Linked DNA regions of Mus musculus: region 2 is linked to region 1. The links are chromatin contacts, found by POLR2A ChIA-PET in ENCODE. All regions are on one chromosome and are shown on one strand. The core of a region is the stretch at or near the end of the contact, and the rest is flanking DNA. Distances in the headings are between cores, read along the strand shown. Region 1 holds the start of Rnf122 (ring finger protein 122). Region 2 holds the start of Fut10 (fucosyltransferase 10).

What was found. ChIA-PET counts read pairs that join two places held with the same protein, here RNA polymerase II (POLR2A).
Region 2: POLR2A ChIA-PET joins it to region 1 with 17 read pairs in Patski. The contact joins the promoter of Fut10 here to the promoter of Rnf122 in region 1. POLR2A ChIA-PET finds 5 or more read pairs at or near these places in 3 of 5 experiments (Patski and embryonic stem cell).

The regions. Positions count from the first base shown.
Region 1 is chr8:31,108,835-31,115,825 of GRCm38, forward strand. Rnf122 (ring finger protein 122) reads left to right here and starts at 2,993. Exons shown (of 6, transcript NM_001368375.1): 1 at 2,993-3,338. The coding sequence starts at 3,314. It overlaps Gm40484 (a long non-coding RNA gene), which reads left to right. Exons shown (of 2, transcript XR_870300.1): 2 at 57-391.
Region 2 is chr8:31,183,912-31,190,902 of GRCm38, forward strand. Fut10 (fucosyltransferase 10) reads left to right here and starts at 3,420. Exons shown (of 5, transcript NM_001012517.5): 1 at 3,420-3,551.

The DNA of each region.
Region 1 (6,991 bases), core at 1,743-4,242:
ATTTATTATATGGAGCTTGTTTTTCAATCAGGATTACTCCCCCCCCCCCTTTGTAGTTTTAGGTCACAGCAAAACAGACAGGAAGCCTCAGAAGATTCCCACATACTTCCTGCCTCAACTCATGCACAGCGTCCGCCATGACCACCCCCACCGAAAAGATGGATGTCTTACAACTGTTTAATTTACACAGACACGGTGGGTCCGCCCCACTCAATCCCAATTCGGGAGGCAGAGGTAGGTGGATCTCTGTGAGTTCAAGGTCAGCCTGGTTTACAGAGCAAGTCCCAGGCTATTCGGAGGTGATGGCAAAAAAAGGAATTGGAAGCCCACCTGGCCTTAAATAGCCCAACACACAAACTTTCGTGCACCAACTCACTTACACACACACACACATACACACACACACACATTCTCTCTCTCTTTCTCTCTCTCTCTCATACACACACACACATGCACACCACACATCCACTCCCTCTCATATATCTAATTTTTCATATACACACACATATGCACACATACTTACACACTTTCTGTTTCTCTTTCGAATACACATGCACACTAACACACACACAGAAAGATTAAAACAAAATCAGTCAAAAAAGAAGACACTGAGATGACTCAGGGAGTATAAGTTTGCTTGCTGCCAAGCCTCACAAACTGAGTTTGAGTCCCAGGACTCAAATGTTGTTCGAAGGAGAGAAGGACGTCCACAACTCTCATGCAGTGGCACGGATGGCATCCCCTCAGTTAAAAACAAAACAGAACATAACAGAACTTTTGTACAAGAAAAGCTGAGAGCTGCCAGGCTGGTGACCAGCACTCAGGGAAGGCAAGCATCCAGAAGACAGGCAGCGGCTGGCTGAAGAGCTATGAACGGTACACAGAGCTGCAAGCACCACAACCCAGGAGAAGTGAAGAGGCAAAGGCAAGAATCAGAAGGATACATGAGAAGAGGAATTCTTGATCAGTATCAAATCAGCATACTAATTTCTCTCCACAGCTGCAGGGTTGGTACAGGGAACAAGGCACATCAGAAGTAGGTGGATCTCTGTGAGTTCAAGGCCAGCCTAGTGTTCTGGAGCACTTTTTCGCCCCCAAGACAGGGTTTCTTTGTGCAGTCCTAGCTGTCCTGGAACTCACTCTGTAGACCTGGCCTCTGGAGCACTTTGGTGGAGCACGCCTTTAATCCCAGCACTTGGGAGGCAGGCGGATTTCTGAGTTTGAGGCCAGCCTGATCTACAGAGTGAGTTCGAGGCCAGCCAGGACTGCACAGAGAAAACCTGTCTCAAAAACTCAAAACCATCCAAACAAACAAACAAACAAAACAATATCTGGGCTTAAGCTCCAGAGTTAGTAAATGTCACATTTCTCCCTGGGGCTCTAAAGTGGAGGGGGTGGGGTTTAGGGGAGGATCCGAGAGGCCTTTAGAAACCCTTTGCAGTGATCCCACTAAGACAGCCAGGCGGTGGTGCCACATACACAACTCTCAAGAGACAGAGGTAGTCAAACCTCTATGTTTGGGGTTAGCCTGGCTACATAGTTAATAACCCCTGTTTCATAACAATAACAACAACACCTAGAAATTTGATCTGTACACGACACTGCCCCCACTAAATTGATGAACTACAGTGAGCCTTCCATATTGTTAAGTTACACAAATATTGGGGGGTGGGGGGTATGCAACTTGATGTTAAGGGAAGTACGGTGTATATGCAAACACCACAATCACCGTCCACAAAGGCCTTCTGGATTTGGAGACTATCCGACCATCCCCAGAGATAAGAAGATTGCATTTGTTCCAGCAGCCCTGAGATGCAGGTCAGGATATTTGATACTTTAACGACTGTGCTTGGAAATGGCAAAACATTCATTCGCATGCATTAGCTCGCTCAGGGGCCAGAGACTCAGTTCCAACAAATCAATAGTGGGATGATAAGTCCTGACAAAGGAAGAGCAGGCCGTTTTGCTTGCTTATTTGTGGGTCTACTCAACACACTGCTTCTGAACGTGGCTGTGGCGCCTTGCACCGGGGTACTTTCAATGATACTCTATGCACTGATGGTAATACTTTCTTTTAAGTGGAAAGATAAACAAAAGCATACATAAACAAGCCTGAGTATGGTGGCACAGGCCTTTCATCCTAGCACCCTGGAGACAGAGGAGGGCAGATCTCTGGAGTTGGAGGTCAGTTAGGACCAAATAGCTTTCCATTAGCAAAATAATAAACATATAAAATAAACTATGCAATGTCATCCAAAATAAATAATACTACATGGAGATTTGAGATCCCCCCCCCCCTTCATCCCCTGTCCATTCAACACCGAAGCAAGACCCCTGTCCCGGCCATTGACAAAGCCAGTTTCCGGGTTTTCGCCACAGTCTAGGAGATTGGAATCCTGGCACGGTATGGCCTTCAGCTTTAGGCCTTATTCTTGTTTGTAAAAGAAGGCTCTGTCCTGAAGTGATGTGAGAACAATAGCCCTTTGAAGATGGAGTTTTGAGTTTCATCTGCTTTGCCCTCTTTGCCTCAGTTCTCTCCTTTCGCGGTGGGTCTGGGAATGCGCTAGCTGCCACGCATAACCAGGTCTAAAGGCGAAGGACAAGTGGAACCAACTCCCAGGACTGCCTTCTACAGAGCTATAGAAATTCGAGACAGACACGGATCTGTAGGCGGAAAACAAAAGTGGCACTAATCCTCGTGTCATTCCACCACCATAGCCCTCCCCGCCCGGGTCCTAGGAGGCGGCGATCTTCGCCCCCTGCAGGCGTCGCCTCTCACGCCGTTCTGCAGGCTAGGGACTCCCCAGGTCTGGCTAGGAGGCGGGGTAGGAATCTACCCAGAAAAAAGCTCCCCTGTCCAGAGGGTAAACTGGCTTGTAAATAATACCCCAGGGCAGGAGAAAGGCTCCCATTGGCCGGAGGGCAGGTGACGAAAAGGGGGCGGGCTCCCGGGAGGGAGCAGTCCTAGGGAGGGGGGTGTGAGCCGTGCGGTGTCAGTTTTCGGAATCCCAGCGCGCACTGCTCAGCGCAGTGGGACCCAAGCCCGGCTTCGTGTCCTGGCTACTGCCTTCTCGGCCGGGCATCCCGGCTCTCTCGGCTGCCCTCCCGGCCCGGGCCCTCGGTAGGGCTTCGCTCCGAAAAGACTTTGCTTCCTCCTCTGCCCTCTTTGTTGCTCTGCAAACCGGCCTCTCTGTAACCCTTGACTCCACTCCTCCGGGAGTTGCATCTCCATCCCGGCGGTCTCAGTGCACAGCCCCTCCAGCTCCAACACCTTGCCTCGGTTTGCTCCCGGAAGCCGACCTTGACTTCATTGATGCACCCATTCCAGTGGTGTAACGGTGAGTCCCTGGACCGGTGGGAGAACAGGGACCGCGCAGGTTCAGGTCCTGAGCCGAGTTTCCCGGTGTCTGGGACGGCCCAGAAGGCGTCCTGGCGCCCTGCTGGGCTCTGCACAGCGCGCAGTTAGAAAGATCCCATTCACTTTGTTGGGAATAAAGGGGGTCTGGAAGCGAGTGGAGGGCCAGGGGCGTGTGAGCCGAGTCTTCCCGGCCTTTGTATGGCGGTCCATCTCTTCTACCCCTTCGCCTGCCTTTGTGCGCTCTCAAACTCTGTTCTTTGTTGTGGTGGTTGGAGAATTAAATCCGCGCTCGGGCTAGGATCTCCTAGAGGGAGCTCAAGTTCCGGTTCTGAAACTTTGCAGGCTATTTTAAATATGTATACAGTGCAGCGTGCGGGACAAGGCGCGGGGTGACTTTCTTTTTCTTTGTTGGTTTTCACTGGCTCCTAGGGGCCAGACGCTGGATTAAAAGAGCGTCGCTTTACTGAATAGATAAAGCCTTGCAGAAAGAAAGCTGGGCCCCCAGCTCAGGGCTGGCCTGGCAAAAGCTTTGCTTTCTGGCAATAAGGCCAGACCCTGGGGTCTGCTTTCAGCCTAGGTGGTGACGGTACCTTCCAGCACAGCCAGCCACCCACCACCAACCGCTTCCCACACCCCACCGCGTGATGATGCTAAATTAGTTCATCTGAGGCTTTGGGGCAGCTCAGGTGTTACAGGTTAGAAAGCGGGTCTGGATTTCCTGTCTAGGCTACCTGTTGGATCTTTCTGAGCCAAGTCTTCGATGTTAATACCACCCACCCTTCCCCCAGAAGTACCCAAAATCTTGATCACTTTTTCTAGGCAAGTTGGCGAGGTGGAAAGAAGCTAACTTTTTTTTTTTTAAGTTTTTTGGTATGGCAGTCTGGTTGCTTGTGAAAAATCCATTCTTAAGTAGACTTCTGCATGATCTTGGACTAATTATTTCAAGAGTCTTTTGTTTTAAAGCAGGGTTTGGGCCGCATGTGTATGAGTAGCCCCCATCCCCCCTCCTTCCTCCTTTTGCTGGTCGGATCTAATTTCCTGAAAATGAACCAAGCTGTGTGTGATAGGCTGGTAATGGAGAGGAGGGGCGGGAATGGGGGGTTGAGGCCTGACGGTGTATCCCAGCATCTGGGAAAGATTCCCTTTGGCTGGAAAGAAGCAGTTCCCAGATCCGCTGGTCTTGGCCAGCCCCGCTCTGACGTCATTCCAGCTTGCAGACTGCCAGCTGAGATGAGACATTCTGGTGTCAGGTCGGAAGACAATGGACCTGGGATTTAGCTAGAGCTAAGCTGTCAGTAACCCGGACCTTTCTGGGCAGCATCCTTTGAAAGAGTTTTATTTTGCCCCACCCCCGCGGTGTTGGAACGCAGAGCTTGCTCCTATTAAACATATTCGATCGATCACTGACCTGCTCAGCACCCTTTATCTTGCACTTATTAAAGTGACTGGCAGATCCTGTGTTATGACTCCAGAGGGGATGGAACCCCACTTTTGCTCCCTTGAAGGACGTCTAGAGACCTCATATCCTAGGATGAGCATTCTTTGATTTCCGATTGACAATACAATCTCATAAAGTCCAACATTTCTAGAAGTCTAGCATGTCACAAGAGAAAATTTCACACCATTAAACTTGGCTTCGTGACTGGGTGTGGTGGTGCACGCCTTTAATTCCAGCACTTGGGAGGCAGAGGCAGGCGAATTTCTGAGCTCCAGGCCAGAACTCACTCTACAGAGTGAGTTCCAGGACAGCCAGGGCTACACAGAGAAACCCTGCCTCAAAAAACCAAAAAAAAAAAAAAAAAAAAAAAAAAAAAAAAAAAAAAAAAAACTTCATGCACAAAATATTTAGAATGTGTAAAGTTCTCTTCAGGCTGCATGAATGAGGTGTACATGAAACAGGATGAATTTCATGTTTAGACTTGAGCTGTATCCTGGAGACACATCACCCTATATACAAATACTCTGAAGTTAAAATAATAATAACATCCGAATCAATTCTGTACTTGAGAGTATAGAATGAAAGGTAATCACACTGCAACAGAAACAGATCTCTTGCTTAGTTTTATGGACAGGTTTCCATTGTCACCCACAATGCCCTTAAGAAAGCTCAGAATGCTGAGAATGGGAGGCATAAGCTACTATGATGTCAGCCTTTGTGTGACACAACTTTTCATGGGAAAATGCAATGGCTATTCACCTCAGACAGGAATCCCACTAGAAATGACTCAGAGAGCTGTATCATCAAGGCCTGCTCCAGCATGGGTGACAGCTCACAAAAGCTGGGCAACCCACAGCTGGGAAGCACTGCACAGCCTGCAGGCAGCTCAGCAGGTTGAAGAGTGCACTTTCTGGAAGCCTCAGTTGGTCTAACTCTCTTCCAGGCACCTCGTTTTTTTTTTTCTACTTCTAGGCAGCTGGTCTGGTCTTTGCAGCTCAACTTCCTTCCCGAGAGCAGATTCTCAGTTTTCGTTGCTTGCTTTGGTTGTGAGGGGCCTAGTGAATCTGGTGAGTTTCAGGGACTTCCTGAAGCCCTTTGTGTTGTTTGTTTACTTTTTTGTTTAAGGCGCTTCCTGCAGAATGAGATCTTAAGCTCAGAGGAAATTGTTACACAACACAGACTTGAACATTTACTCTTGAAGCTGCTTCCTTAAATATTCCATAGAAAACTAAATTCACTGATCCAGCCTTAGGGCCCCCAGGGAAAGCATTTTAGAAGACTGGTGATAAACTAGGACCAAAATACCTAACAGGGTACAAGCATATACCCTCCACAAGAATAGCTGCTGCCACAGTCCTGTCTTCACAGAGTAGAAATATGTGGTTCTTTAGGACCCAGTAGATACCAGGGTCCTGCTTATGTAAGGTACACAGAAGAGCCATGGCAAATGTGGGGAGGATGTTGGCCCTCTTTCAGCATCAGATTTTTCTATGGCAGGACGAAGGAGGCTCCTGGCAGTAGAAGAAGGTCCTGTTGGTCCTGAAGGTACACTTTTCTGGAAGAGCATTTCTGAGAGAGACCCTTTGCTGGTACAGGGTGAAGGATGCTCTGGCAGGTCTTTGTACCTTTGTAGGAAGTTGCTTTTCAAAAGGCCCACAGACTAAATCCACAAGTGGGAGTCGGTGATGCGAGTGGTACTCTTTCTAACCCTCCTCCTTCGGTGGAAGCCAGAAGGAGAACCTATTGAGGGCAGCAACATCTAGCAGCTAATTGCTTCTTTAATTTCCCCTAATTGAGAATTCCTTCAGAACAAGAAACTCTTTCACTTTCTGTTTTCCCCCACATGGTCTGGGTCAATGTATGAAGCCGACCCACAACAATACCTGTTGGCTGACTGGTGATTTATTAGCTGAGAGCAGTTTCTGGGCACTTTTCCCAAACATCAGTCACCCTACTTTGAGAAGTAGGAGCTTCTGCCAAGGAGGCTAGGTTGTTTTGAGAAAGCGGGGTGGTATTTGTTGACTATGTAGACAGACCAAACATTAGCTCAGGGCCCTGCGAGGGGTTCCAAGCTGGTATCCTCAGGCCTAGAATACATGTCCACCTTGGCTCTTTCTTGGCTCTCAGAATTATAGACTCATCTCTGTTATCTCATCGAAGGCTGCTAGTGACGGCGTTTGAGTCTCTTTCCTGCA
Region 2 (6,991 bases), core at 2,170-4,669, 76 kb after region 1:
GTGTTTTGTTCCCAATTCTAAGAAGGGGCAATGTGTCCACACTTTGGTTTTCGTTCTTCTTGAGTTTCATGTGTTTCACAAATTGTATCTTATATCTTGGGTATTCTAAGTATCTGGGCTAATATCCACTTATCAGTGAGTACATATCATGTGAGCTCTTTTGTGATTGGGATACCTCACTCAGGATGATGCCCTCCAGGTCCATCCATTTGCCTAGGAATTTCATAAACTCATACTTTTTAATAGCTGAGTAGTATTCCATTGTGTAAATGTACCACATTTTCTGTATCCATTCCAAGGCAACTCTTATAAGGACAACATTTAATTGGGGCTGGCTTACAAGTTCAGAGATTTAGTCCATTATCTTCAAGGCAGGAACATGGCAGCATCCAGGCAGGCATGATGCTGGAGGAGCCAAGAGTTCTACATCTTCATCTGAAGGCTGCTAGCAGAATACTGACTTCCTGGCAGTTAGGATGATAGCCTTACAGCCCACACCCACAGTGACACACCTACTCCAACAGGGCTATACCTTCTAATCATGCCACTCTCTGAGCCAAGCATATACAAACCATTCCATAACAACAACAAAAAAAATCCAGTGAGTTCAGTTTGTTTTGGCCATCTACTGCAAGCATGGGTCTGCCATTGTGTGGTTAGTAAATAACCCAGGAAAATAGTATGAATTATGCTGATCCCTGTCTAGCTTCAAATGAATGAGACTCAAACTATGATTTATTTATTAGGCTCTGTGCAATTACTGGGGGATGACCGACCCCTCATCTATTTTCTAATGCTAGTTTGGCTACTTCCCCAACTGTGCTCCCCAAATACTTGCTGTCTGAATCTTCCTGGGTGATTCCTGCTCCAGCAGCCTGGTGTCCCGGGAGGCATTTCACTAGGGGCCTTAGTACTGCTCCATCATGGATAGTGGAGATTCATTCTCTCTCTCTCCTCTCTTTCTCTCTTCAGCACTTAATTTCAGTCCCTATAAACCCAAGCTGGGTGCATTTTTTACTATGTGAAATGTAAAACAAAAGAAACACAACACAACACAACACTGTGAGGCTCCTGTCTCTGCAGCCTCTTCATTTTAAACCTCATTGGACAGAAGCGGGGTACATACCTCCCCCGACAAAATTCTCTATCTAGATTTGTGATGTATTACCTTGGGCATGCCAAGCTGCTGTGGAGTAGGGACGACATGCTTATCATCTTCTGGCTTTTTGTTTAACTGAAAAGACCTGCCATGTACAAAGGGTCTTCTAACCTCACCCCTGGCTCTTTTCCTGGCTGGAGATCCTGGAGAACAGATTAGGTTTATTTATAGTCTGACACATTTTGGAACTTGTTTTTTCCCCTAGTTTTAATAAGTTCTATCTGCCTGCACCCCCCCCCCCAAGGCTAAAGGATACCATTGGGTGCAGTTACAGTTCGGTCTCAGATCTAGCGGGTATAAAAGTTCAGTGTACAGGAAGTTGCTAGAGGGGAGAGTTTTAGTGCATACTTCATAACGGCATGAAGCCTCATGAATATTCTACAGCCTGTTACAACAGTTTTCTCTCTTTTTGTCCTAGTATGCTTTCTGATGTTCTGATAAAACAACAAGAGCAAAAACAACTTGGGGAGGAGAGGTTTTTATCACCTTACAGTTGATAGTCCATTAGAAGAGAAGTTAGGGCAGGAACTTGAGACAGGACCTAAAGGAAAAGCCATGAGAGAACTCTGCTTCCTGGCTTCCTCTTCTGGCTACCTTTCTGGTACTTCCCAGGACTAACTTCTTAGACATGGTGTGTGGCACATCCCACAGTATACTGGGCCTTTCCAAATCAGTCTTTAGCCAAGAAAATGTCGCCCCGGCCCATACTTGTTTACAGGTCAATATGATGGAGACATCTTCTTAGTTAAGGTTCACCCTTCCAATTGAATCTAGTTTGTGCCAAGTTGGCCAACAAACAAACAAACAAAACCAACCAGTATACTTTCAAAAGTAGTTTAGAAGTGTCCCTCTGTGTAGCCCAGGCTAGCCTCGAACTCATTAGCCTTCTATCTCACTCTACTTGAGTGCTGGGATTGTAGGCATGCCTCAAAACAACCGGGTCCAACTTCTTATTACTTTAATAATAATAATAATAATAATAATAATAATAATAATAATAATAAAACCCCTTCAAATTTGAGATTCCTGTTAGAGTAAAGCACATTCTTTAGGCCTGGGTACGGGAACTGCTTAGCACAATGCCTGTGGATTTAATACTCAGCACTATAGACAGCAAATATTATAAGGTCATTTCTCAGCTGCACAAATTTTGTTTTCCTAAGGATCAGTCACACACTTTCTGACTGTCCACCTTTCAGCCTCAGGAACGACCGATGAGTCTGTATTGAGAGAGCTTACAGTAACTAATTTGGGTAAATAAATGCAGTATTACTGTTGTTCTTTTCTCCAGCCATTGTGCACCACATTGTCCCAAGGTCAGGTCAGTGTCACAGTGCCACAGTGGCTTTGTCCAAAAAAAAAAAAAAAAAAAAAAGCAAGCAAACAAACAAAAACCAATAACCAATAATTCCACTCCCCCAAAGAAACCAAGACAGCTCACTTCAAGCCAGGCAGTGCATTCCTTTAATCCCAGCACTACTCAGGAGACTGAGATAGAAGGATAAAGAGTTGAGGACCAGCCTGGGCTACATAGTGAGATACTATATAAAATAAAGGCAAGGGCATTCTGAGTTGGAGGCCAGCTACAGAGAGGGCTTCAGAACAGCCAGGGCTACATTGTCATGAAACCCTGTCTCAAGAAACTGTCTCAAAACTCCCAACTCAACCAACCAACCAAATAAAAAATTGAAATCAATCTCAGATGCTGTTTTTCTCCACTTAGCCGTGGCTAACATACCTGTTATGATCTGAATATGTACACTGATAGTATTTGGAACTGGGTGCCCCTACATTTGCATGAGAGGTCGAATCTCATTAGTGAGGTCTGACTTAGTCACCAAGGTATCCCAGCCCCATGGTCACCGGGAAGTTGCAGCAGACAAGCCAGTCTAAGACACTGAGACCAAAGCAATCCCCTGCTGGGAGCCTTGGTTTAACAAAATTGGGAATTGACTTTGTGCTTCATTCCTCCTGGCTCGTGAGCGTAGTCTCCTATGACTTAAAAGGACATCAGTACCCTTCCTTTCAAGAGGGGCTCTTATAGAGTACTTTCCAGAATTTCCAGGACCTGATGCGTTCCTGAGCCAATAGCCGGGAGAGGTACCAATAAGGGGCTGTCCAAAGTGTTTTGAAGCCGGGACCGCTAGCTTTTAAACACCGCATCCACGAAAACGTGGATCTAGGATCTCGCAGGCTGACTTCGGCGGGATGATCCGGGAGCTGCGCCTGCCATTCCATCGAGTCTTCTCCGGGTCTTCGCAAGAGCTCAGGCGCGTAAATAGAAAGTGAGGACTCTGGGGAGTGGGTAGAGCGTCCCGCATCCCCCCGAGGATTGTTGGAGGATTGTTGAGGTACAGTGCTGGGGACTTGTTTTGCTGCCCTGATGCCTAAGGTGAGTCTCCTGCTGCCGGTGGAGACTGGGGCGCTGTGCAGAAGCGGAGTGTAAGACGAGACACTTTGCTGGGCCCTGGCGGAGCATCTGACTCCGCTGGGAGGAGGTGGGGGTGGGATCCTAGAAACCCTAAGCACGGCTTTCTGGAACCAGAAACTGGGGCGCAAGCCTATCTGGCCGCTGAGAGCACAGCAGGGAGCACGTGGTCCCGGAGCCCTGGGCTCGTGGAACCGGGAGGAGCGCGGTACCCCGAGGGTCTGATTTAGCGCAGAGCTGGGGCAGCAACTCTGCTTCCTTCCCAAGGCCCCAGGCAAAAGTCTCAAGGCCCTGCTGTGCTGAGAATTGCGGCTCGCACCTGGGTGCTGCTCCCTTGAAACACTTGTTGATTGAACTTGTGCCCAGCGAGTAGCAGTTTTGACTTTCCTGAGGTGGATACATTGTGCATTTAGTAGATACTTTGGAAGAGACTCCGGAAGAACGGGTTTTGATTATCCACACACAAGTCTTAGGCTTTTTGCACCCAATTAGGATACTCAAAATACGACTCATTTCGTATTACAAGATACAGATATTGTGATTTTAAAATGACATTTGATTGGGATTTTCCAGGATTCATTAACTGATAGGACATCTTACAGAAAATGTCTTTTTCTTAACATAACAGCTCTAATAGATTACCTCCTAAGCACTGATATGATGCCCTGAAACAGCGCTTAGAATAATTGATGAAGACTGACTTGTTTTGTGCAGTGCATCCAACTCGGATAGGTTCAATTTGGAATAAGGCTAGCTGATGCTCAGGACCGTAATGCCTTCAAATTCAGCCTTCCTTCCTTCAGATGAGATGCACCACTTCTCGCACGGGCTTGCTGAAGAGATTATACTACAAACTAGAATCTTGCTTCCCTTTGCTCCATGATACTCTCAGATGGCGTTCTTTTCAGGTAGGGCCTGACTTGGTTTCTGCATCGAATAATCAACCCCATTGTTGAACACTGAGTGTTCCAGCTAGCAACAAACGGAATACTCAGTTTCAGGGTTAGAGCTGCCTCTCAAATGCTTTCCAAGATGTCTGTAGTGCTCCACTGCTGTTAGGTCTCAAACCTGTGATAAAGGACTAACAGAGGTCCCTATTAACATATCAAAGTGTAGCTTGGCAGTCATGTTCTCCCAGCATCTCTCAGTCCCTACAAGTTACAGGGTCCTCCTGGCTGGCATACCCAGCCTTCTACCCTAAACTTCTCCGGTGAGCAGTCCTTCCCTCCGTTGCTCTGCCCTATATAACTCTGTCATTTTGGCTATGACAGCGCCCCCCCCACCATTTTTGGCTCTTGGTCTCCTGGCCCTCCCTTTTCTTGCTTCCCCACCCCCTCCCGTGGCCTGCCTCAGTCTACTGGTCATATCCACTCTGGACTCTCTCAGCTGTCCCTGCCTTGGGCTATGCTCTCCCTCATATCTACTGTGCACACTATCACCTCTCCAGTAAACCTTCTCCTCCACCATACTTCTTCCTGTCTGTCTCTCTGTCTCTCTGTCTTTCTCTCCTTCCTTTCTCTCTCTCTCTCTCTCTCTCTCTCTCTTTCTTTCTTTCTTTCTTTCTTTTCTTTCTTTCTTTCTTTCTTTCTTTCTTTCTTTCTTTCTTTCTTTCTTTCTTTCTTTCCTTCCTTCCTTCTTTCTTCCGTTCTCTCGTTCTTTCTTATTCAATGGCCTGTATTTCTAGCGCTCATTCTGGAAACCAAGGCAAGAGAAGGTGATTTAGAGGCCAGCTTAGGCTATGTAGCCAGACCCTGCCTTAGAAAAGAAAAAAGCAGCAAAATAGAAAACAGAAACCTGTCTTTTGCTTCTAAGCCAAAGGCAATGCATCAAATGACCAAAAAGGTGTGTCAAAATTCTGAGGTTGTAATAACTCATCTGCTGGCTTCCTGCTAGATGGCAGTGTCTAACAGTGAACCAGAGCCTCCATTGGTACTGCGTTACTGCTCATCCTGCATTCTTCAAGGACAAAAATAAAGCAGCTTTCATGTGTTTTTCTTATAAACAGCATTCAGAAAACCCTTCCTTAGGATCATACTTAGGAAATAACGGAAAAGATGATAATTTGGCCAATGTTACTCATGTATATATAAATCTGGCATAGCACAAAAACCTTCCCAGACTATATTTAAGTGCTTTTATATGTAGGTGGGATTGTCCCAAGAAACACAGCATTTTACTCTCATCATTCTACACCAGACACCCTCTCCGATGAGTTCATGTTTGTACACTTGGTCCCTAGCTGGTGGCGCTGTGTGGGGAAGTTGTAGAACCTCTAGGATGTGGGGCCTGGGTGATGGAAGTAGGCCCCCAGGAAGAGACCATGGCAGGAAACTCGAGAAATAGCGTAGGTTCACATCTGTTGTTTCTTTTTCAGTGTTGGGGTTGGAGCTCAGGGCCTTGTATATGGTAGGCAAGCAACCTATCACTGAGCGGCAGCCCCATATTAGTCCTCTTTTAAAGCTGATATTTGGAAACTTTGTGAAGTCATGCACAGACTTCAGTCAGAGCAAGATACTCAGTTTTCCTTCTTGGGACAGGAATGTATCACTAGCTGAGTGGAGAATCCAGGAGGATGGGAATGGGGAAAACACGAGTTTTGAGGCTTGAGAGCACCCACTGTAGGGATAAATGAGGAGTCTTGACTTGGCATAGTGGAAAGGAGACAGATAAAAGTGCTTGAAAACATGACACGTTTCTGCCGGTGTCCCATGTCATTTCTTCCTGAGGACAGCCATACTTTAAGGAGTGCACTGGAGATTTATGCGTTATGAAGTGACAATATCTTTTGGAGAACTGTGTCTATTTGAGAAATTAAGCATGACTGTGAATCATTCAGGTTTAATAATCGGATTCTTCTGAAACTAGTCTCTGGTGTTATCTTTATAGCCTAGTATAGATGTTGATTCTCCAGTTGCTAATGGAGAACCCATCAGAAGAGTCATTTTAGATCTGTGTGTCTTCTGCCTTACTTGTGTCCTGCCAACAAGGGGGCGGGGGAGGAGCGGAGCCCATTGAGTGTCAGGATTTGGGATAGTTAATCTTGATTGTCAGTGTCACGGAAGCATGATTCTGGAAACTTCTCAGAGAGTGTTTCCAGAAAGGCTCGGGTGAGAAGGGAAGGCTTGCTCTGAATGAGAGCAGCAGCATCTCGTGTGCTGGATAAAAGAGAACAGAACTCTAGCAACACCTGGTTCCTGACTGTGGACACACAGTGTGAGCAGCCCCCTCACATAGCCGCTCCTGTGCCTTCCCCACTGTGAGGTGAGCCAAACCTTAGCCACCCTAGTTCCTGTAAGTCCCTTATGTTGCTTTGGTCACATACTTTCTTACAGCAATAGGAAAAGTAGCAAGTTCAGAGTTAGACAACTCAGCGTGTCAGGCATGTCAGTGGACCTACCTACCTG